2 separate regions of the Homo sapiens genome follow, and region 1 is linked to region 2. A link is an interaction called in ENCODE POLR2A ChIA-PET data of the cell type or tissue named here. Cell type or tissue: HepG2. All regions are shown on one strand. Each heading gives the region's core, and the rest is flanking DNA. Links, peaks and the distances in the headings are about the cores only.

Region 1 (16,209 bases), core at 7,089-9,588, 370 kb before region 2:
AGGGGTAGGCAGGGGAAGGTGGTCTAGAGGATCCCATGCATCTTTAGATACAGAATTTGACTTAGGTAGGTCGTCTTTGGGAGGTATTGAATTTGGCTTTGCTTTCTCATCCTTTAGGGGATAGAGAAGGACAGGTCTTTTTCTCCAACATAGAGCATCATCTGTCTCCTCTTGAGAAACTGGACTTTTATCATTGACTTACTGGATCAGGAGTTGACATATCCAGTCCTCATTTTACCCAAACTCTGGCCAAAAGACTGAAGGTCTGAGGGTGGGTTCCTTAGTCCAAATAAAAACAGCAATACTTTATCATACGCTGTCTTTTCTTGTGTTTTGTCCTTTCATTATCCTTCCAGTATTTTAACATAAGGCATAGGGGACTGTCAGGGGGAATTTTATTGTCTGCTTGGCCTTTTATAGTCCCTGTCTTACTTGGGGTATTTCCCATCCTGGCGGTTGGTGAGGCTAAATGTCTCGTATTAGAGATTTCTTGCACTCCCGTGTCCTAGAGGCTGAACCTCCCCTTTTCCCACTGGAGGTTTCTTGCACTCTTGTGAGCACCCACTTTGTCCTTATTGGCTGCTTCCCTCGTGAGAATTTTAGGTTCCTCTTAGTATTGGTGGGTTGGTGTAATCCCCTGACTGGAAAACTGCCCTAAGACCTACAAGGTGACCACAGAACCGAGTCCGGACTCCACACTCGCTTCGCACCCAATGGCGTGTCTCACTCACACACTTTCAACCTACAGAGATCCCAACCACCAAGGAATACTTTGTTGCCCCAATAGTGACGTTTCTTACCTTGGTCTATGCACAGAGTTATCTGGTCACTGAGGAATTCTTAGGGATCCTCCCTATAGCCCATGTTGCTGAGAGTCCGGATTTATTCGTCACTTTGGGCGAGATTCGATCCTCCACTCCTGGGGCCACCACAACGAGGCAGTGGGATGCGTCTCCCCATGAAAGATAATCACTAGCCCCTCCCAAAGGAGAATGGGATCCTGGACAAGCCCCCAGATTTGTTGGAAACAAGTGCTCAGTGTAGTGAAAAGAAACCCGCATTTAGAAGTTTTCTCAGCAAGGAACTTTACTTCTGCCGAAGGGTGCTGCTTATGCCTGTTACAAATACAAGAGCACACCAAACGAAGGAAGGGGTTTTTAACCCTAACACAGTTCCTGTTTCTGTGTCTTTCCCATGTTGGATGGGTCGGACTGCACAATCTAAGCTGATCCCGATTGGCCAAGGCTTAAACTTTTCCAAATAGGGTAAAAGTGTGATTTGTGAAGGGGTGGCGGTAAAGAAGAAACAGTTAGGCTTAACAGAAGAAGGGGTAGGATTGTTTACAACTTATGACCAGGAAGTTGAGTCTTTGAAGAGGAACTAAATTGTCCCAACATCTGGGACAGGTCTCAGTTTATTTAGAAAGTTTATTTTGCCAAGGTTGAGGACACCCAAGAGGTCCTGATGAAGCAACTGTGTTGTCTGAGGTATACACCCAAGGTTCATCGTCTTGTGCCAGGAAAATTTAGGACACCGACACACACGAGGAGTTTAGGAGCAGAGGTTTAATAAACAGAAGAAAGGAGAAAGAAAAACAGCTCTCTCTATTGAGAGAGACGGGTCTTCCGAGGGAAAAGACTGGCAGGTGGTGGATGCGCCGGATTTTATAGTCCAGCTTGAGGAGGCGGTGTCTGATTTATGTAGAGCTCACAGATTGGTTCGATCAGGTATGAAGTTTACATAGCATGCAGGGAAGGCTGGTTGCCCCACCCTAATCTTATTATGCAAACGAACTTTCTCCTTGGCAGGTGCCATCTTATCTGCTCCTTACTGTACATGTGGCTGGCAGAGAAGGGAAGATGGAGCCTCCATCTTGAGCATGTCTAGTCCCTAGTTCCTGCTGGCATTCACCCGTGCAAGCTCCCAGCTTCCTTGTCTGTGTCTGCAGCTCGACTTCACAGACTGCTCTTTGTTAGAAAATGATTTCCAGCCTGGCCAACGTGGTGAAACCCCATCTCTACTAAAAATACAAAAATTAGCCGGGCATGGTGGCACAAGCCTGTAATCCCAGCTACTCGGGAGGCTGAGGCAGGAGAATCGCTTGAACCCAGGAGGCAGAGGTTGCAGTGAGCCGAGATCATGCCACTGCACTCCAGCCTGGGTAGCAGAGTGAGACTCTGTCTCAAAAAGAAAAAAGAAAATGATTTGGGGCTACTTTTCATTAAAAAGAAAAGCCTTACTGAGGACTCTCGTACCCTTACTATCTGCCTAAGTGATTTCTTCTTAACTCCTGTATCACTGACAACACGTGCCCAGGGTTCTCAGAGCACAACTTGGTTTTATACATTTTAGGGAGACATGAGACATCAATCAACATATGTAAGATGAACATTGGTTCTGTCCGGAAAGGCGGGACAATTCAAAGCAAAGGCAGGACTACTGGAAGCAGGGAGTGGGCTTCCAGATCATAGGTAGATAAAAGACAAATGATTGCATTCTTTTGAATTTCTGATTAGCCTCTCCAAAGGAGGCAACAGATGTGCATTTATCTCATTGAGCAGAAGGGTAACTTTGAATAGAATGGGAGGGATGTTTGCCCTAAGCAGTTCCCAGCTTGACTTTTCCCTTTAGCTTAGTGATTTTGGGGCCCCAAGATTTTCCTTTCAGAAGGGGTAGAAAATGGTGGAGGGTATATAGGTGAGAAAGGTTACAAAAACTGATTACACTACTCACTAATGGAATGTTGCATACTCTGGTTGAGTTATCTGACTTTTCCATGTAAGCTGTAAGGAAAGGCATGGTGGGACCAGCAGTGTTTAATAGGAAACTGAGCCACTTTTCTCTTCAGTTGAGGGTGGAGCAGAGGTACTTGGCAGCAATGCCTTCTTCACCAAAACTCTGAGTCTGCAGTTGGCAAGCTATTTCTCCTCCTTTAGCCTTTTCACATGGGAGTGTGAGAAGATAGTGCCCTCTTTTCTGCCTTCACTTGCCAAAATCTCATCCTTCAGGCGTTGCCTAAGGAAGTTTCCACCCATTGTAGCAAAAACTATCAGTTATCCACCAAAGTCACCAAAATCCATTTTTCCCTTCTGTAGTAGCCACAGCTGTGATGTCACAGTCCAATCAGCCTTTGCAGCTGTGTATTCACCATCACAGTTAAGATACAGCATAATTCTATCACCACAGAGATCCTTATTGCTACTCCTTTGTAGTTGCATGTACCCTCTCCCCTGACTATCCAATATTTAATGACTTTTTAAAGTTAAAAACACTGTTAAAACTCATAGGAAGAGCTGGGTTAGCATAAAGGCAAACCCTAGTATGTTCCTGGATGAGAAGACTTAATATCATTCTTTCTCCTGAGTGAGGACTAGGTTAGGAATTCTAATTTCTCATGGTTTATTTTATTGGCACTCTATTCCATCCTGCTCCATTGCTGAGTCTTGGGACCATGGAGGGGACTTTTTCTGTAGCTCCTGGCTTCATGTAGAAAGCTCAGTTTAGCCCCTCTGGTGCATAAATTTCTATGTTTGCAGCCAGTAATTCTTATTCTTCCTGCTACCTTTCAAAACCCAGGCTTAAAGGTTGCTGTCTAGTTTTGATACTCCTATGGACTGCCACTCTTCAGTTCCTGCTTTCCTTCTAGGTTTATGGCATCTGTGTATTTCCCTTTCTTGCTTTTGAATTTGACTGTTTAAACTCTTTTAAAATATTTTATTTAGAATTTTTTTATTTATTTATTTTTGAGACAGGGTCTCACTCTGTTGCTGAGGCTAGAGTGCAGTGCCACCATCATGGCCCACTGCAACCTCCGTCTCCTGAGCTGAAGCAATCTTCCTGCCTCAGCCTCATGAGTAGCTGGGATTACAGGCATGTGTCACCACACCCAGCGAATTTTTAAAATTTTCTGTAGATACGGAGTCTCACTATGTTGTCCAGGCTGATCTCAAACTCTTGGCCTCAAGCGATCTCACACCTTGGCCTCCCAAAGTGCTAAACTCTTTAAAATAATTAGTTTTGTCTAGAATTTTTTTATTTAGAGTAGGAAGGAATGTTTACCACCCATCAGCTCAGTGTGCCCTTTTTTCTTTTAAGAAATCTTAAGCCTGCAGAAAAATGGAAAGACTAGAACAATTAAGACCCATATATCCTTCAGCTAGAGTTATCAGTTTTTACCATTTTGTCCCTTTTGCACACCTTTCTTCCCTTCCCACACATATACTCTCACATCATTTAAAAGTTAGTTGCAGACAACACAACACTTCTTCCCTAAACACTTCAGCAGGCATCTCCTAAGAGAACAAGTAAGGGCATTCCCCTACAAAATCAGAATGCCATTATCACATCTAAGAAAATGATAATTAATTCAATGTGTCACCCAATGTATCGTCCATATCCAAATTTCTTCTGAGATTGTTCTCAAAATGTTAATTTATGCTGTGTGTGTGTATATGTGTGTTTTCTTGATCCAGAATCAAGTCAGTGCCTGACACTTGGTTATTTAATATTTTGTCTGTTCTAGTTGAGAATAATCTTTTTTCCTTTTTTTTTTTTTAAAGACGAGGTCTTGCTCTGTCACCTAGGCTAGAATGCAGTGGTGCAGTCATAGCTCACTGTAACCTCGAACTCCTGGGCTTAAGCGATTCTCCTACCTCAACCTCTTGAGTAGCTGCACCACCACACCTGGCTAATTTTTATTTTTATTTTTGTTGATGTTGCCCAGGCTGCTCTTGAACTTCTGGGCTCAAGCGATCCAATCCTCCACCTCAGCCTACCAAAGTACTGGGATTACAGATGTGAGCCACTGCGCCTAGCCACATATAATATTTTGGAAAGTTCAGATCAGATACAGAATGTCTCACATTCTAGATTTGTCTTATTGTCTCCTCATGATTAAATCGGCTAAATGTTTTGGCAAGAATACTGTATAGGTGATGTTTTATATTTTTCATTGCATCATATTGGAAAGTGCATAATGTCAGCTTGTTAAACTGTTGTGGTGGTACTGAGTTAAATCATTTGGCTAAGGTGATGATTTCTATATCTCTTCATTGTAAACATACATTTCCTTCTTTGAAATTAGTGATTTACCTGTGGAATGATAATGTGAGGTACTGTGAATAGTTTCTTCCCCAATAATAATTTACTTAATAGTTTAGCATCCATTTTTGATGCTTGTTTGAATCAGTTATCGTAACTGGAATTCAGTACAACTTATTGACCAGCTGCTTATACACTGTTCATTTATTCATTCTGCAGTTATTAATTGAAATAGATACCACATTAGCACATCAGGCTCTATGTGAATCACCAGGAATACATGGTGAACACAGTCTGGTGGGTGCCCTTGTGGTGCCTACAGTCTGGTGGGAGAGATTGACAAATAATCACACTGATGTGTATTTATAGATGGTGATAAATATTTTAAGGACCAAGAATGGGGTGCCATGAGGGATTGTTGTTGTAGAAAAAGCGGGTTCTTGTCAAACAACCAGGAAAGATTAGGCTCACAGACACTTTTTTTTTTTTTTTTGGAGACGGAGTCTCGCTCTGTCGCCCAGGCTGGAGTGCAGTGGTGTGATCTCGGCTCACTGCAAGCTCCGCCTCCCAGGTTCACGCCATTCTCCTGCCTCAGCTTCCTGAGTAGCTGGGACTACAGGCGCTTGCCACCACGTCCAGCTAATTTTTTTGTATTTTTAGTAGAGACGGGGTTTCACCGTGTTAGCCAGGATGGTCTCCATCTCCTGACCTCGTGATCTGCCTGCCTTGGCCTCCCAAAGTGCTGGGATTACAGGCGTGAGCCTCCGCGCCCTGCCTAGGCTCACAGACACTTTGAAGGGTGAGGGGGAAGGCAAAAAGGAAAAAACTCAGCAAAGCGAGAGGGGTTCCTGTTAACAGGCTCCCATCTCACAGATTGAATCCCATGTTACCACACAGGAACAGGAGAGGCAAACGGAGTGAACTTCCCAAGGCCCCACCCCGTCCTCCCAGTGTGCAGTGCGCAGGTGGGCATCCAGAAAGAATCAGTCAAACAGGGAGGTGAACAACACACACCAGGGCCTGTTGCGGGGGTGGGGATCGTACTTAGAGGATGAGTCAGTAGGTGCAGCAGACCACCACAGCACACATATACCTATGTAATCTGCATGTTCTGCACATGTATCCTGGAACTTAAAAAAAAAAAAAAAAAGAATCAGTTGGAAAAGGGCAGGCTTCATCCAGGATGGGCAATTTGGTTTTTCAGCCCTCATGCTGTTTTAAACTTGAAGGTGGGGTTTTGCTGGGGTACCCTTGGCTGCCTCCTGTCTCTATCTGTCCCCTTATAAGGGGAGCCATCACCTTTTCTGGGGGTTCACATAACACTTGCCTTTGAAAGTGATATTTGAGCAAAGAGATCAAATGAAGAATGATGAACTTAAATAACCTCTTGAACTTCTGTACTAGTTATTCTGTAGCACTTATCTGTTAATTTTATCTGACAGGTTAATCACTTGCTGTCTCCTGTGCTGTTATTAAAATCATTTATTATTTAAATTTTCTTACTTAGCCTTGTTTACTGTTGACTAAATTATAAGCTTTATAATGTTAGGGATGATATCTGAGACTTGATTACAGTATAGATGCATATAGTAGATGCAGTAGGTAAATATGTTAATCTGATTATTTGTTTACTAATATTTTTATAATGACCATAAAATGCTGTTAAATATTGTAGGTGTATATTGAATGTGTCAGATTGTGTGTTGTGAGAAATTTCATTTGCTCTTAGCATTAGTAGACATTAAATGTGCAACCTATCTGAAATGGCATGCATATAAAAATGATTTTGACCTATAAATAATTAGACAACAAAGATAGATATTTAAAAAAATTCATAGATTATGGGCTGGGTGTGGTGGCTCATGCGTGTAATCCCAGCACTTTGGAAGGCTGAGGTGGGCAGATCACTTGAGGTCAGGAGTTTGAGACCAGCCTGGCCAACATGGTGAAACCCTGTCTCTACTAAAAATACAAAAATTAGCCAGGCATGGTGGCACACACCTGTAGCCCCAGCTACTCTGGAGGGTGAGGCAGGAGAATCGCTTGAATCCAGGAGGGGGAGGTTGCAGTGAGCTGAGATTGAGCCACTGCACTCCAGCCTGGGTGACAGAGTGAGACTCCATCTCCAAAAAAAATAATTCACAGATTATGTAGCTTATTTGCCTACCTAAACTTAAGTAACCTAATAGGAGCCAATCTATAAATGTTAACCAAGTTAATAATCATGGGAAAATACTCTTTCTTTTTTTGAGATGGAGCTTCACACTTGTTGCCCAGGCTGGAGTGCAGTGGTGCAATCTCGGCTCACTGCAACCTCCACCTCCCGGGTTCAAGTGATTCTCCCTCCTCAGCCTCCTGAGTAGCTGGGACTACAGGCACACGCTACCACTCCTGCCTAATTTTTTGTGTATTTTTACTAGAGACGAGGTTTCACCACGTTGGCCAGGCTGGTCTCAAACTCCTGACCTCAGGTGATCTACCCACGTTGGCCTTGCAAAGTGCTGGAATTACAGGCATGAGCCACGACGCCTGGCCGGGAAATACTTGAATAAGTCAGTTAAATTCCCTGAGCTTGTTTTCTTATTTGTAAAATGAGGGAAATATCATTGACACTTATATACCTCAGAGAAGAAGAAACACTACCTTAGTAAGTCAAAGAAATTTCATCACTTATTATATTTGACTTAAAGTTTACAAAGACAGCCTATTACATTTCTGATTTTCTCTGTTTTTCATGTTTTCCTTACTCAGACTTTTTGGGGAATTTGTAATTTGACCTCCCCTGCCTGTATTATATCAATAAGAAGCCAAGCAGAATTTTCAGTTTGGAAAGAAAAATTTGAAACACTAAGGAAATAGGTGTGGAGATCATGGTAATGGATGGAAAAAAGGAGATAATAGGTAGCATTTACTTAACACCTATTATGTGCCCTTAGCATCTGTTAAGTCATTGACATACCTAGTGTATATGCCCAAGGATGCTTTTGGATCGATTAACATTAAAGAAATGGTTTAGAAATGGTACTCGAAGAGGGTTACAAGAATAACCAGGTCAGGGCCAAGTGCATGGCTCATGCCTGTAATCCCAGCACTTTGGGAGACTGAGGTGGGCGGATCACTTGAGGTCAGGAGTTTGAGACCAGCCTGGCCAACATGGTGAAACCCTGTCTCTACTAAAAATACAAAATTAGCTGGACATGGTGGTGCTTGCCTGTAATCCCAGCTACTTGGGAGGCTAAAGCAGGAGAATCGCTTGAACTCGGGAGGCAGAGGTTGCAGTGAGCCAAGATGGAGCCATTGCACTCCAGCCTAGGCAACAAGAGTGAGACTCTGTCTCAAAAAAAAAAAAAAAAAAAAAAAAAAGGAATAACCAGGTCAGAGTCATCATTAGCATTTTGGAACTAGTATCCGTTACTCCTGTACTTAAACTTCCCTGTCATTTCCCATTTGAAAAAAATTCTGTAAGCTTCGTTCTTTAATAGAAACACAATTTTATACCAAACAATGATTCCTTTCCCAGCATCTGAAATGTGTCTGTTGAAGCATGAAATGATCACCAAGTCAGCCTTTTATATTTAGTTATATTTTGTTGATTGTCAGCTTACAGGTTTTTAGAATTTATTAGCTTAAAGATCTTATAATATATCCAGTGGGATGCCAGGTTTTGTAGTTTACCATTATCTGGAAAGATTTATAAGAGATTTTATCCTTGTGTATATACTTAAGATTTATAAATTATATTTTAATAATTCAAAATGTAATACGCATTTACTTTTTAGGTTTAAACAAGTCTCTTAAGTGGTGTTTCCTCACCGATGGAGAATTACTTCCAAGCAGAAGCTTACAACCTGGACAAGGTGTTAGATGAATTTGAACAAAACGAAGGTGAGAATTTATATTGGTGAATCTGTTTGCCTATGTGGTATAGAGAATGTGGGGATATAAGAGGATGTAGTATTTAAAAAAATAAAATCAGGTCTGATGACTTAATGATAGTAATATTATTTAATAATATACAGGGGAAGAAATAACATTTTTTAGCACTAAATGCCAGATACTTAAAATCCCACAGATCTTATTGCCATTTTATAGATGAGAATAGAGGCACAGAGAGGTTAAGCACTTTTCTCAGAGTTATCTTGTGAACAAGTGGCAGGATTAGAATCCAGGCAGTGTGACACTAGAGCCTGAGCTTTACTGAACTACCCTATACAATGAATGTATGGTCAAGAAATGTGCTTGCATTTCCTAAACTAAGAAAAATAGCTCGTTCTATATTGATTGCCCAATAAAGTAAAGATACATTTAAAACTATTTACATCACAACTGCCTAAGTGGTTAATTATATATTCTCAAGCATCAGTAGAAATGTCCACTTAAGATTCACTTCTTTTGTTTGTTTGTTGGTTGGTTGGTTTTTTGAGAAAGTCTTGCTCTGTCTCCCAAGCTGGAGTGCAGTGCTCACTGGAACCTCTGCCTCCCTGGCTGAAGTGATTCCCATGCCTCAGCTTCCAGAGTAGCTGGGATTCCATACACCCGCCACCATGCCTGGCTAATTTTTGTATTTTTAGTACAGAAGGGGTTTCGCCTTGTTGGCCAGGCTGGTCTTAAACTCCTGGTGTCAAGCAGTCCTCCCTCCTCAGCCGCCCAAAGTGCTGGGATTATAGGCATGAGCCACCACGCCTGGCCAAGATTCACTTCTATTTAGGGAAGACTTTTCTCTAAATTTCCATCTTGGTTTAACTTGAGTGGGTAAGCCATAATTAAATTTCTTCCTCCTCACCGTTCTTCCCCTGTGTTCTCTATTTCTAACAGGAAATGGCATTAACAAGTTTACAAAGTGGTATATTTCCATCCAAAGTCCATGATTCCAGTCCAGGCAACATGATGAAACCCCGTCTCTACAGAAAATACAAAAAAAATTAGCCAGGCCTGGTGGCACACCTGTGGTCCCAGCTATTTGGGAGGCAAAGGAGGGAGAATCACTTGAGCCCTAGAGATAGAGGCTGCAGTGAGCTGTGATCATGCCACTGTATTCCAGCCCAGATGACAGAGTGAGACCCTGTCTTAAAAAATAATAAAGCCCATGATTTCCATATTGGTTTACAAACCTTTGCTATATTCAGTGAATCGGGCTATTCTTTGATAGCAGTTGGGAAGACAGATTAGTTTTGACTTTGTTACTTTAGATATTTAATGCTCTCCAGCCTTAAATTGAATATGGAATCATGACAGGAAGGAAGAGAGAGAGGAAGGCTACCAGAGTGGCCTGCTTTTCTCATATTTTACCATTGATGACCTAACACTAACCTATATTCCTAGGCTCATTCCTGGTTCATGTAAATGTGAAATCTAATCATTGGGGTTTTACATCATCCAGGTGGGCTTTGTACATACCAGGCTGGAAGGTATATTATTTTCTGAGTTTCAACTGTTTGTATAAGTATTTTCTTAATCTTTTATTTGATTTAGCCCTCTGTGTATCACAGTTCTTTGAGTCATAAGGTACTTAGACATGTATTACACCTAATCATGTGAATACTATGCTTCTAGAATACCACTGACTCTAATAAAACTCTTAGTTCATTACATTTGTCTCTTTGTGACTTCTGTAGATTCTATTAGGGTGCTTTGTGTATAGTTGTTTTCAATACATTTTTGTTGAATCAGTAAAAATATTTTAGTTAAAAAATAGAGCAATTGCTTACAGAATAATAACTCCTTTAGAAGGAGAAGGATTTCTGAAACCAGCTTCTTGGTTGTAACTTTGTGGTTCATTTGTTTGAACTATTTTTTTGAATCTCACTACCAGTTGCATTAAAAACTATCACTTCAAGCCTCGTGTTATCTTAGAGAATATACTTAAAATGATTTCTCATTTTGTGTTAATTTATTTTCTCATTTAAATGAAAAAATATACCACAGACTGTGATGACACTGGGCAATCAACATTATGCCCAGGTAGGAGGCAGTTGAATAATGAAAATTTTAATACCCGATCATTTCTGTTTGAACATTGCTAAATATTCTTGTAAGAAGCTGTAACTATTTTTTTGTTTCCAGGAACCATATTGGAAATATGACTTATTTGCTTTTTTTTCTTTTAAGGAATCCTGTGTTACTAAATTTCAAATCTCTACTGGTTCAAATTTGGTAAATTCAGGATTTGACATTTCAGAGGATACTAAGCCCATTCTTCACACAATCTGAGTTTTGTGCCCTTTTTAACAACTTTTCACTACTTCTTTACACTAATTCTTTTCTCAACCCAAACTGATTTACTTATTGCTTCCTTAAATTCTTATATTTGGGGATATGCTTTTCTTTATTCCTCTATTTATTAATGCTTTCTTTTCCAAACTTACATAAAACTGTCTTTGAAGCATAGCCCAGTTCTTCTTGCCTTCATGAATTCAAGCTCGCTTACCTCATCCTGGAAAATATCTGTCTCCTCTGAATTTATTTTTCTACTCCTACATAATAGTTTTCAGACACTGAGTCCTCACTTGATGTCTTTGATAAGTTCTTGGAAACTGTGACTTTAAGCAAATTGATACACTGTATGCCGGAGAACCTTAACTGTTGTTTATATCAATTAGCTTATAGTAAAATTGGCTTCTTTATACAGTGAGTTGTTTTGCTTATAATTGCAGTTTCCAAGAACCTATCAACAATGTTAAGTGAGGACTTACTGTACCTATGCTACTCCATACTGCTAATTAGATGTTTGTACGTGTCTCTTATTCTCCCAATGAGATTATATACTTCTTAGAGGCAAGAGCTATCATTTAATCTTCATGTTCCTCAATCCTGCTGCTTTTACTATGGTAGATATTCACTTATATATTTACTGTGTATGTTCTACCTATCAGGCACTATGCAAAGTGAGGACTTATATTGATAGAAATGATTTCTGCCTTCAGAAATCATTCAGTGGTTGAAAGAGAAGGGTAGATAAACTATTGCATTTCAGTGTAGTAAATGCCTTAATAAAGTTTTGATTAAGGTGCTGTGGACACATTGAAGATTAATGTTACAGATGAGGATTGAGCTTACAAATATATCTGCATAATTTCAGGACCATGATTATCAGAGATACTGGAGGAAGAAAGCAAGAAAGGCACTGAGTGCATTGTTCCTTATTTCTCTAATTTACTTAGACATATGCAGTAGCCCTATAACTTGAGAGAATAACTTAGCCATTGTAGTTATGATCTGTTAAAAAGTAAACAGAAACATTATATGAAATTATGCTTATTGGTAGACTATAAGAATGTTGATTTAATATGATAAATGAACACTTTTTGCCCAGTGTCCTCAGATAATAATATAAATATGAACCTGATTAATAATGTATTGTGACATGGTTACAAGCAGAATTTCACGTACTGTGGCAAACTTTTTTTAACATGTGTTGGGCAAATTTAAAATATTTTTAAGTAAGAAGTATAATAAACCCCAGTGTACCCATCATCCAGCTTTCACAGCATTTCATATGCTGCCATTTTGTTTCATTTATACCTTTATCACCTTCTCACTCCCTGCTTCATTCTTATTTTTTTTAACAGCTTTTTAAAAGGTAAACTTTATATACATTAGAATGCATAGATCTTAACTGTCCAGTTTTGGCAAATGGGTATCTCTCTCAAACCCACATCCTAATTATGATACAGAGTGTAGAGCATTCAGTCTCTACAGAAAACTTCATTTTCCTTCCTGCTTAATTAGTTATCCTAGCCACTGTTCTAAATTTTTTCCATCTAATCCATTAGATTAGCACCTGTCCTGGCTTTGCTCAATCCAAGGGTGCTTTCCCCTCTTCTGGGTCCCATTCACCTGTGGGTCAGTTTAATTATGTTACTAGATTGAGGTAGAATTCTTTTGTTGTTTGGAATAGTCTGAGATATTACCATTTGGTGACATATAATTGCAGAGAATTGTCTGAAATATATTTTCTTATTTTTTAGCCCCGAATTAGAAATCTAATATCCTTGGAATATTTAATTTTCAAACGATAGTTAGAAATGTTATTAACTTAGTCATAAGCTTTTCCAGTGTTACAAGCAAACTTATTGTAATTACTTATTTTTTTCCAGATGAAACAGTTTCTTCTACTTTATTGGATACAAAGTGGAATAAGATTCTAGATCCCCCTTCTCACCGGCTGTCATTTAACCCTACTTTGGCCAGTGTGAATGAATCTGCAGTTTCTAATGAGTCACAACCACAACTGAAAGTCTTCTCCCTGGCTCATTCAGCTCCCCTGACCACAGAGGAAGAGGATCACTGTGCTAATGGACAGGACTGTAATCTAAATCCAGAGATTGCCACAATGTGGATTGATGAAAATGCTGTTGCAGAAGACCAGTTAATTAAGAGAAACTATAGTTGGGATGATCAATGCAGTGCTGTTGAAGTGGGAGAGAAGAAATGTGGAAACCTGGCTTGTCTGCCAGATGAGAAGAATGTTCTTGTTGTAGCCGTCATGCATAACTGTGATAAAAGGACATTACAAAACGATTTACAGGATTGTAATAATTATAATAGTCAATCCCTTATGGATGCTTTTAGCTGTTCACTGGATAATGAAAACAGACAAACTGATCAATTTAGTTTTAGTATAAATGAGTCCACTGAAAAAGATATGAATTCAGAGAAACAAATGGATCCATTGAATAGACCGAAAACAGAGGGGAGATCTGTTAACCATCTGTGTCCTACTTCATCTGATAGTCTAGCCAGTGTCTGTTCCCCTTCACAATTAAAGGATGACGGAAGTATAGGTAGAGACCCCTCCATGTCTGCGATTACAAGTTTAACGGTTGATTCAGTAATCTCATCCCAGGGAACAGATGGATGTCCTGCTGTTAAAAAGCAAGAGAACTATATACCAGATGAGGACCTCACTGGCAAAATCAGCTCTCCTAGGACAGATCTAGGGAGTCCAAATTCCTTTTCCCACATGAGTGAGGGGATTTTGATGAAAAAAGAGCCAGCAGAGGAGAGCACCACTGAAGAATCCCTCCGGTCTGGTTTACCTTTGCTTCTCAAACCAGACATGCCTAATGGGTCTGGAAGGAATAATGACTGTGAACGGTGTTCAGATTGCCTTGTGCCTAATGAAGTTAGGGCTGATGAAAATGAAGGTTATGAACATGAAGAAACTCTTGGCACTACAGAATTCCTTAATATGACAGAGCATTTCTCTGAATCTCAGGACATGACTAATTGGAAGTTGACTAAACTAAATGAGATGAATGATAGCCAAGTAAACGAAGAAAAGGAAAAGTTTCTACAGATTAGTCAGCCTGAGGACACTAATGGTGATAGTGGAGGACAGTGTGTTGGATTGGCAGATGCAGGTCTAGATTTAAAAGGAACTTGCATTAGTGAAAGTGAAGAATGTGATTTCTCCACTGTTATAGACACACCAGCAGCAAATTATCTATCTAATGGTTGTGATTCCTATGGAATGCAAGACCCAGGTGTTTCTTTTGTTCCAAAGACTTTACCCTCCAAAGAAGATTCAGTAACAGAAGAAAAAGAAATAGAGGAAAGCAAGTCAGAATGCTACTCAAATATTTATGAACAGAGAGGAAATGAGGCCACAGAAGGGAGTGGACTACTTTTAAACAGCACTGGTGACCTAATGAAGAAAAATTATTTACATAATTTCTGTAGTCAAGTTCCATCAGTGCTTGGGCAATCTTCCCCCAAGGTAGTAGCAAGCCTGCCATCTATCAGTGTTCCTTTTGGTGGTGCAAGACCCAAGCAACCTTCTAATCTTAAACTTCAAATTCCAAAGCCATTATCAGACCATTTACAAAATGACTTTCCTGCAAACAGTGGAAATAATACTAAAAATAAAAATGATATTCTTGGGAAAGCAAAATTAGGGGAAAACTCAGCAACCAATGTATGCAGTCCATCTTTGGGAAACATCTCTAATGTCGATACAAATGGGGAACATTTAGAAAGTTATGAGGCTGAGATCTCCACTAGACCATGCCTTGCATTAGCTCCAGATAGCCCAGATAATGATCTCAGAGCTGGTCAGTTTGGAATTTCTGCCAGAAAGCCATTCACCACTCTGGGTGAGGTGGCTCCAGTATGGGTACCGGATTCTCAGGCTCCAAATTGCATGAAATGTGAAGCCAGGTTTACATTCACCAAAAGGAGGCATCACTGCAGAGCATGTGGGAAGGTAAGTTGCATGTATACACTCAGAAATCGGGCATGCACATTTTGTAATGCTGAATTAAATAGTAATAAAGGCAATGTAAGGTGAATATATGTCTGGTTGAGTTGACCTAAATAGCATTTTTGAAAACCCAGTTCTAGTAAATTTCTATATAAAAAATGATGTCACTGATTCTTAGATAGTATTTGTAATTTTTTTTGTTGCCACGATTTATGCTGAATCAGTTTTTATGAAGAGATGAGAATTGAGGAAGTGTAAACTTTGTGGTTTCTGTATTGATAGCTACTTGGTTAATGTAATAGTTTGAAATAAGGAAGTTATTCTTTCAGTTTAGGAAATATTTGTCATTAACTTATTGCATTATTTATTGAAAAATGCATTTAAATACAAAAAATAAAAATAAAAATTACATTTAATTGTTGAAAAATATTACACATAGAATCCATCCTACTTTTTTCTGTGAGATTTTTGCCATTATACAAAACATTCTGGAACTCTTTATACACATGCACACATATTTTTGTCTTTTCTCCCATATAACTTTGATACAAAGTAGAGTTGAAGTCTGTAGATTTTTATGACAAGGTTGTAAGAATGATATTCCTTAGCTCTCCCCAAATTTTGTTAGCTAAAAACACATCTTTTTTGTTTGTTTGTTTAGAGTTGTAAATAAGGAAGGAAGGAGATTTTATATTTTTGAGATATGGTGTCAGGTCTAGAATAAAATTTCAGCTTTGTTACTATTAATTATATAACTTTACTAAGCCTTAGTTTTATAATCTGTAAAAACAAACCAAAAAAGATTAATAACTTTTATTGGGCTGTTGTCAAGATTAAATGAGATCTCAGAAGTCATAGTGCTCAATGATTAATCTCTACCTCCCTTCTTGCCTGATTTTTTGGTCCATCTGTATTAATTAGGGTGCTTTCAACTTCAAGGAACAGAGTGTTTGACCCCCCAGTGACTT
Region 2 (9,621 bases), core at 7,122-9,621:
AATCAGAGGTGTCTTCTACTTCTAACCTTCCATGCAACCTCCCTTATTTTACATACAGGAAAATCTGGTCCAGAGAGTGGGAGTGACTTGATCAAGGTCACGCAACAGTTATCAACAGTTCAATTCAATTTAGCCCACATTTACTGAGCGCCAGGCATGGTGCAAAATACTTTAGATACTTAAATAACTAAGGCCTGCTGAGTCCCTCCCCGCTAGGGCCTCTAAACAGAGCTGTGTTAATTTTCCAAGAGCAGGTGCAGAGATAGCTTGTGGGCACCGGTCAAATGCAGTAAAGATATTAATAGGATGTAGCCTTAGATAGAATCTAAGACAGCACCTCCACCACTCTAATCAGGCCCCAGAATATTCCTGGCCTCAAGAAATGAAGTTGGGTGCACTGCTTCCTATTTGTAAAAGCTTATTTATTGCCATAGCACTTACCAATAATAACTGATCTAATATAGTAAGATAAATCATGCTTGTCTAACTGCGTGCATAATATTACACAGCAGTAACTACGGCATGAATATAATTTTATATTCTACTTGTTACAAATGTTTGTTGTCGCACAACATTAACGGCTACTGTTGATTATTTACTCTGTACTGGACATCAAGCACTTTACATATGATAGCTCATCTAATCTTCATTACAATGCCATGGGGTAGAAGGTACTATTATTATCCCCATTTCAAAGATAACAAAACACAAGCATAGTTATATTATTTGTCCTAGGTCAGTGAATTTCAAGCATTTTGAATGAAACCCATGGGAGAAGTATAGTTTACATTGCATCCTGGATTACACATGTGTGTTTCACAATACTACACTTACCCTTACTGTATAGGACATTCTCTGACTTTTTCTATTCAATTTTTTTTCCATGCTAGTCTGAGCTAGTAAGTTGATTCTGTAACTTACTAATGGGTTGCAACTCTCAGTTTGAAAAACAATGCCCTAGATGAGATACATACCACAATCATAACAAAATTACACAAAAATTAAAGTCGTAATACTCTTTAATGTGAACTTTCATGTCCTGAGCATCTGCCCTGTACAAGGTCCCATGCTGCAGGTTAGTGACAGGTTTGAATCAAACACGGTCCTGCCCTCAAAGAGCTACAAATTCCTCAAGGTAACATACAAGTAGATAGGCAATGACATCACAACAGTGATTGTCAATCCTGACTGCACCTTAAAATCAGCTGGGGTATTTTTAAAATACATAGTGCTGGGACCCTATCCCCAGACTTCCTGATTCAGTTGGTCTAGGGTGGAGCCTGGACATTAGTGTTTTTTAAAAGCTCCCCAGGTGATTCTAAGGTGCAGCCAGTATTGTGGATCATTGCAATACAGCATGATAAGTGCTACATTACATGAAAGCACAAATTGGGCTCCATGGCTGATGCCTGTAATCTAATCTCAGTTATTTAGGAGGCCGAGATAGGCCAGGAGTTCAAGACCAGCCTGGACAACATAGTGAGACCCCCACCCCCAACCTCTGAAAATATAGAAAAAAAATTAGCTGGGTGTGGTAGCCCATTCCTGTAGTTCCAGCTACTCGGGAAGCTGTAGCAGGAAGATTGCTTGAGCCCAGGAGTTGATGGCAGCAGTGAGCTATGATCACACTACTGCACTACAGCCTGGGTGACAGAGTGAAACGCCGTCTCTAAAAAATAAAAAAACAAGAAAAGGAAAGCATAGAATGGGGGCAACTACCCACCTAAATAAAAGTGTTGAGAAAAGCCTCAGAGAAAACCTGTTTTCTGAGTTGGGTTTGTGTGCTGCACACCTTCTGTCTGACTCTTTGGATCCACTGTCCACCCCCATTGTCTTCTTGGTACACTGAACCTGTACAGCTGACATTGATGGGCTCCTTTGCTCCCTGGCTTCCACTCAGGTACCGGCCAATATCCCCGAAGGAGACTGGTGAGAAAGAGGAGATGAATTAACTCCCTGGCTCCTTCCCTGTAAGTTTACCTTGGACTGGCTGTGATTCTCCTTTGAAATTAACAGCCTCAGGGAGGCTGAGGCACAAAAATCACTTGAACCCAGGAGGCGGAGTTGCAGTGAGCTGAGCTCGCGCCACTGCACTCCAGCCTGGGTGACGAAGACTCTGTCTCAAAAAAACAAACAAACAAACAAGGGAACTGCCCCTTTCAAGATGGCTTGGTGTATAGGTGTATAGGACTCTTTTTCCAGCTTCCATAATCTCTCCTCCCTCTTCCCATCCATTCAGGTCAAGAGATGTTAACAGTTCAGATAGGTTCCTGAACGATCCCTGTCTTCTCCTACACCCCACCCACACAATGGAAATTAGTCCCTGTGTAAATGAGCCTTCCTCAAATTCCCCTAATCTGAGTATCTCATCTGTTTCCTATTGAGGCCCCGATTAATAAAACCTGGAAGCCCTATAGGAACTTGCTGTAAGCACAAGGACGGGAAAACAATACAGGCAGGGGGAGCAGATGAGGAATGGCAAAGAGGCAAGGAAATGTGATTTTGTCTGTTTAATTCCCTTTATTGGTTGAAGGATAAATTGCTAAATCCCATGTTCAGGTCTCAGTCCTAATCTTCCTAGATTTATCAACAGCATTTTACCAGTTAATCCCTCTCTTCATTCTGGAACAAATCTGTCACTTAGCTTCCATGACATCGCACTCTTTTAGGTTTTTGGTCCTTCCTGTGGCTACTCTTTTTCAGTGTCTTTTTCTGGCTCCCTCATGTCTTCATCTCCAGCTGAATGCTGGAGTCCCAAGGGCTGTCCTTGGTTCTCTTTTCTCTCTATTCCAACTCACCATCATCATCCAGTACCATGGTTTTAAATATTCTGTGTGCTGTCCACTCCCAAATTTATTTATTTATTTATTTATTTTTGAGACAGAGTCTCACTCTGTCACCCAGGCTGGAGTGCAATAGCACGATCTCAGCTCACTGCAACCTCCGCCTCTCAGGCTCAAGTGATTCTTCTGCCTCAGCCTCTTGAGTAGCTGGGATTACAGGTGCCTGCCACCACGCCCTGCTAATTTTTGTATTTTTTAGTAGAGACAGTGTTTCGCCATGTTGGCCAGGCTGGTCTCAAACTCCTGACCTCAGATGATCCACCTGCCTCAGCCTCCCAAAGTGCTGGGATTACAGGTGTGAGCCACCGTGCCCGGCCCACTCCCAAATTTATATCTTGCCTTAGATCTCTTCCAATTCCTGACTCATATATCCAACCGTATCAGAGATAGGAATGGTGTCTGGAACCAGCTCCTAGAGTCAATTGTTATGTTTCCAGGACTTTTGCCAGCCTCTTGCTAACCACAGCCATTCCTAAAAATTAAATTACATTTTTAAAATTAAAGAAATTATGTTAAAAAGAAAGGTAATATTAAAAACTTATCACTTTCTAATTGTTTTACTCTATTTTATGATTTTCTGTGCTCTCAAGTTTATTGATGTCTATTCTATCTGTATTGTGGAAATACTGCATAATGGTATGCTATTCTCACATCTCTTCCTAACTCCACATTCAGTAAAATCATGTTGGAAGCTCAAAATCAACCAGGGTGGGAGTATTACACCACACATTAGCAAATGTGGCTCTCAGGGGTTGATTTATTGTTTTGTTTATTGCCTAGACTTAAGAAAGTGATGGAAAAAATGTTAATAATACAGATTAAATTGAGAGTATATTATGTCTATAGCCATTAGTCTGTGAATAACACAAAAATTAGTGTAAATATTCTTCTGGTATTGGAAACTACTCTCAGATGCCACAAAGAAAGCCTTCGTGTTATTGGCTTTATCCTTGTTCTGGCATATATCTCTACTGTTTCACTTTCATCTTACTATTAATGGAAATAAAAATATCAACCAACATTAATCTTGGAAGTATACATGTTCAGCAATTGCAACCATTAGTTGGCTATAGATATAAGAGTCTGGCCAACATCAATTAAAACGTTCTGTGGGAATAAAGTGGCCATATGGAATTTACAATAAGAAGTACTATATATTTTATTATTTGTGAATTGTGTGCTATGCATCATTTATATCAGTAAACCTTATAATAAACTTATTATACACACACACACACACACACACACACACACACGCACCTTTTTCTCCTGGAAAGCCAATTTGTAAATGTTTACTACTGCTAATAGGCAACTCAAACTTAACATGTCCAAAACTGAGCTCTTGATTTTCCATCCTGAACCAGTTCCCCCCACAAGCATCCTCATCCCAATTAATGGCAACTCCATCTTTCCAATTGCTCTGGCCAAAAACCTTAAAGTCATCTGTGACTCTTGTCTTTCTCTCATTCCCTATATTCCACCTGTCAGGAAATACTTTTGCCTCTACTTTCTTTCTTTATTTTTATTTATTTATTTATTTATTTATTTTTGAGACAGGGTCTCACTCTGTTGCCCAGGCTGGAGTGCAGTGGCATGATCTTGGCTCACTGCAACCTCCGCCACCCAGGTTCAAGCGATTCTCCTGCCTCAGCCTCTCGAGTAGCTGGGATTACAGGCATGTGCCACCATGACCAGAATCTTTTTGTATGTTTAGTAGAGATAGGGTTTCGCCATGTTGGCCAGGGTGGTCTCAAACTCCTGACCTCAGGTGATCCGCCCACCTCGGTCTCCCAAAGTGCTGGGATTACAAGCGTGAGCCACTGCGCCCTACCTTTATTTTTATTTTTAGTGACAGGGTCTCACTCTGTCTCCCAGGATGGAGTGCAGTGAAGTAATCATGCTCACTGCAGCCTCAAATTCCTAGGCTCAAGTGACTCTCCTGCCTCAGCCTCCCAAGTAGCTAGGACTGCAGGTGCACACTACCGTGCCAGGCTACTTTTTTTTTTTTTTTTTGTAGAAACAGGGTCTCACTATATTGCCTAGGCTGGTCTTGAACTCCTAGCATCAAGAGATTCTTGTTGGGATTACAGGCATGAGCCACCACACCCAGCCTCTGCTTTCAAAATATATTCAGAATCTACTTCTCACCACCTCCACTGCCCACATGTCCCCTTATGAGGATTACTGCAATAGCCTCCTGACTACTCTTCTCATTTCAGTACTGCAGTCAGAATGATTCTGGTAAAACATAAATTAGAAATGTCCATTCCCTGATTAAAACCCTTAAGTGGCCTCCCATCCCATTCAGAATCAAAGCCACACTCTTCACAATGGCTTGTAAGATGCTACAGTAGCTGTGTACCCATCCCTTACCTCTCTGATGTCATCTTCTGTTACTCTTCCCCTTGCTCACTCTGCTCCAGCCACACTAGACTCTTTGCTGTTCAGCAAACACATCGTGCCTGCTCCTGCCTCCAGGCCCTTGTACTTGCTGCTTCCTCTACCGAGACTGCTCTTCTACTTTCCTCTCTGACATTCTTTAGGTCTTTGCCCAAATACCATTTTCTCAGTGAGGCTTCCTGATCATTCAAATTAAAGTTACAATCCCTCCTTACTCTATACCATACTACTCTACCCTCTCCCCCGCTTAATGCCATGTAAAGTACTACATGTTGGCCGGTTGCGGTGGCTCACGTCTGTAATCCCAGCAGTTTGGGAGGCCGAGGCAGAAGGATCACTTGAGGCCAGGAGTTTGAGACCAGCCTAGCCAATATGATGAAACCCCGTCTCTACTAAAAATACCAAAAGAATTTAGCTGTGCGTGGTGGTGGCCGCCTGTAATCCCAGGTACTCAGAAGGCGGAGGCACAGAATCACTTGAACCCGGGAGGCAGAGGTTGCAGTGAGCTGAGATTGTGCCACTGCACTCCAGCCTGAGCGACAGAGTGAGATGCCGTCTCAAAAAAAAAAAAGTAAAGTACTGTAGGTTTTGTATGACTAGTTTTAGTTTTTATTCTTTCTCTCTCCCAACAGGCAAGGAAGAAGAAAGAAGCTCCCCCTGTACAGAGACAGAGGGAGGGGGTGATCCAAAGCCGAGAGAGGAAACCGCGAGTACAGCAGAAACCAGCCAGTTACATGAGGAGGCTGGAATAGGCGGTGTCTGATTTGCATAGGGCTCAGGGGATTGGTTTGACTAATTCATTCCTTTTTATGGCTGAGTAGTATTCCATCGTATGGAGTATGCCACAGTTTCTTTATCCACTCGTTGATTGACGGGTATTTCAGTTGGTTCCACATTTTTGCAATTACAAATTGTGTTGCTATAAACATGCATGACCAAGTATCTTTTTCACATATGAGCTGGGTTTTGAAGCATAAATAGGAAAGGAGAAAAGTGCCCAGGAAAGAAAGTTACAGCTGAGAAATATTTAACTATTAACTTTTTTCCCCCTGTTTAGTAGAAATGCCCATCTATCTGGATTTTTTTTTTTTTTTTTGAGACGGAGTTTCACTCTTGTTGCCCAGGCTGGACTGCAATGGCATGATCTTGGCTCACCGCAACCGCCGCCTCCTGGGTTCAAGTGATTCTCCTGCCTCAGCCTCCTGAGTAGCTGGAATTACAGGCATGCACCACCACGCTCGGCTAATTTTGTATAAACATGTGAGCCACCTCGCCCGGCTCATCTATCTGGATTTTAACAGGAAATAGCTTGGCCAAACTTGCAACACTCCAAGTTATATGAAGTAGAATTTGAGAACTCCTGGTTACTGGGACACTCAAGAAGGGGCTGAGTGAAAGGGACAGGTGGCAGGAAGAGAGCCCAATGGTTCCAGAAGGCAGAGAGAGAAGAGACCATTTAATAGCTGTGGGACCCATCACAGGCTTAAGGCTCCCAAAAGAGATGGGGAAGAAGGAGCAGGATGGGCAGGGGCACCTTATGTATGCCTTGGCCCTTGCCTGGAGCGCCGTTTCCTCTGCTCTCCACCTCTCCTGATAATATTGCCTTCTCCTGAAGAGTGAGGCCACCTTGGTGGTGCAGAAAAATCCCATGGTCTACACCTGAAGGCCTGGGTTCGAGTCCTAGTAACTATATGATCTTGTGGCCAGCTTCAAAACCTTTGCTTGCCACACTCTAGAGAGTGACTTGGCACTCAAGGCCCTTCTCTATCCTGATGACCCTTCCAATCTCATCTGCCCCACACCCCTTCTCACCTCAAACAGCCAAGCACTTCTCTGACTCTGTGCTGTCATAGATACTGCTCTTTCAGTCTGACGTTGTTGCCCTGACCCTCCTAGAGAATTCCCATTCCTCTTTCAAGATATAACTCCAGTATCACCTCACACCTCCAGAAGGCCTTGCCTGGCTGCTCAGGCTAGGTAGCAACTGCCTCTGGGTCTCTAGGAGGTAGCCCTGGAGCTACGTCAACTCCAACATCTAGACCACATCTGCTCTTGCCCTTTCCTATCAACTCCACAGAACAGCCAGAAGGATTTTTTTTTTGAGATAGTGTCTGTGTCACCCAGGTTGGAGTGCAGTGGTATGATCATAGCTCACTGCAACCTTGAACTCCTGGGCTCAAGCAATCCTCCTGCCTCAGCCTCCTAAATAGCTAGAACCACAGGCACATGCTACCACACGAGGCTAATTTTTAATTTTTATTTTTTTAGATGGAGTCTCGCTCTATCACCCAGGCTGGAGTACAGTGGCACAATCTCTGCTCACTGCAACCTCTGCCTCCCGGGTTCAAGTGATTCTCCTGCCTCAGCCTCCCAAGTAGCTGGGACTACAGGCGTGTGCCACCACACCTGGCTAATTTTTTGTATTTTTAGTAGAGATGGGGTTTCACTGCATTAACCAGGATGGTCTCGTTCTCCTGACCTTGCGATCTGCCTGCCTAGGCCTCCCAAAGTGCTGGGATTACAGGCGTAAGCCATCGCGCCTGGCCTAATTTTTTAATTTTTTGAAGAGACAGTTCTTGCTAGGTTGCCCAGGCTGGTCTTGAACGCCTGGCCTCAAGCAATCCTCCAGTCTTGGCTTCCCAAAGTATTGGGATTACAGGTGTGAGCCACCGGGCCCTGTCGAAAGAGATCTTTCTACAACAAAAGACTCATTGTGATACCTCCCTGCTAAAAAGAACCTTCATTTCTTGGTTTAAAGACCACAGTCCCTACTGTGGCCTACTAGGCTCTGTGTGATCTCACTCCCTCCTGCCTCTCCACCTTTCCCTCTCATCCTTTGTCCTCTCTGTTCCAACCAAATGAGGCTTCTTTGTTACTCAATGCACCATGTTCCTTTCCCCCCAGGACCTTTGCACTTGTATGTTGCTTCATCCTGACCAATTTCTCCTCATTCTTCAGAGCTCAGCTCAAATCTCCCTTTTTCTGGAAAGCCCTCCATGGCCCTCCAGGCTAGTTTAGGTGGTACTCACCACAACAGTAATTTTAGAGCTATTTATAAATTATTTAATTCCTGTGTCTCCCTGGATAGAGATAATGCCCTCCTGTTCATCCCTGCCTAAGAATCACCTAAAGCAAAACTTGGCATAGAAAAGGTGCTCAGGAAGTTTTTGTTGATGACCACAGGAGTGCTTAGCCCTTACCACATTACATAAAATCTGCAGTTTACCTGGTTTCTCTCACACCAGTCTGTGAGTTTCCAGAAAAAACTCACAGCCTGTGAGTACAGGATCCAGCTCCATGTTTGACATTTCATGGGCTCAACAGGGGTTTTCTGAGCAGGGGGAGACATTGTGATGTGCTGCCCAGATCCCCCATCACTGAGGACTTAGGACAGACACCAGCTGCTAGGAGTGCTGTTAGCACAAAGCCTTTAATGTCAGCTTCTCCACAGACAGGGCCATCTTGGCCCTTGTTGCCCCACTTGCCAGGTGGCCCCACATCCAAGGACTGATAAAGGCAGGATGACCTGGCCATCTTAGCTCATCTGATGGGCTACTCTAGCTCTAGAGTCCCTGTCGAGTCAGCTAAAACTGTCTTGGGGCCTGCATGGAGCTCACTACTTTCCCCCTGTGCCACTCCTGTTCCCTCCCATCCTTCCCACGCCTGTTGATCCCAAGGGTGCTCCCTCATAAACATCCTGCACTCCAATCTCCATCTCAGAATCTGCTTCCAGGAACCTAACCTGCAACAGGCCCACGGTCCTCTCTTCTTCTCCCAGCCATCACTTTCAGGGAACATGCATTCATTCACCTGAAGTTTGCAGGCACCATTCAACTGTTAAAGTGTTTCGCATCCGTTTTTCTATTACTTCCATCCTATACCGACTAGCTCCACTTAACATGTGGAGAAACTGAGGTCGGAGTGGGGGCGTGACCAGGCCAGCCTAAGGCCGCTGCACTAATGAGAAGCTGAGCTCTCAGATTTTTGCCTCCCTGTCCCTGCCAAGTCGCTGTTTCCTGGGACAAGAGGGAGCCTCACTGAAACGAACTCCGGTCTCAGGGGACAGAATCCTGAAACCCTGGCTCTGGGGTCCGGGGCAGGGGTGCGCTGCCTCAGGACAGACGGTGAAACTGAGGTCCAGAGCCGGACATCCACCGCCTGCGGAGGGAACGAGAACGCGGCGCGTCCTGCCTTGCGGGCCGAGCGGCGCCAGAGCCGCCTCCTCCCGCCCCCCGCGCTAGATCCCCCCGCCCCGTCTTTGCCCTCGCGACGCCGCCACCTCCGGAACAAGCCATGGTGGCGGCGACGGTGGCAGCGGCGTGGCTGCTCCTGTGGGCTGCGGCCTGCGCGCAGCAGGAGCAGGACTTCTACGACTTCA

The links. Peaks named below come from ENCODE experiments on the same cell type or tissue, not always from the same donor. Only the 100,000 strongest peaks of a DNase experiment are listed, where the experiment ranks them.
Region 1: POLR2A ChIA-PET joins it to region 2 with 8 read pairs; 2 of 35 experiments call an interaction of 5 or more read pairs at or near these places.

What each region holds. Positions count from the first base shown.
Region 1 is chr1:52,224,352-52,240,560 of GRCh38, forward strand. It overlaps ZFYVE9 (zinc finger FYVE-type containing 9), which reads left to right. Exons shown (of 19, transcript NM_004799.4): 3 at 8,820-8,925; 4 at 13,137-15,244. The coding sequence starts at 8,856. Among named protein-coding and RNA genes, the nearest start is that of ZFYVE9, 90 kb to the left of the region's middle. In HepG2, for the core only: no CTCF peak of the experiment used is centred there; no DNase peak of the experiment used is centred there.
Region 2 is chr1:52,592,874-52,602,494 of GRCh38, forward strand. GPX7 (glutathione peroxidase 7) reads left to right here and starts at 9,498. Exons shown (of 3, transcript NM_015696.5): 1 at 9,498-9,621. The coding sequence starts at 9,537. In HepG2, for the core only: no CTCF peak of the experiment used is centred there; a DNase peak (open chromatin) is centred at 8,078; H3K4me3 peaks cover 1,368 bases.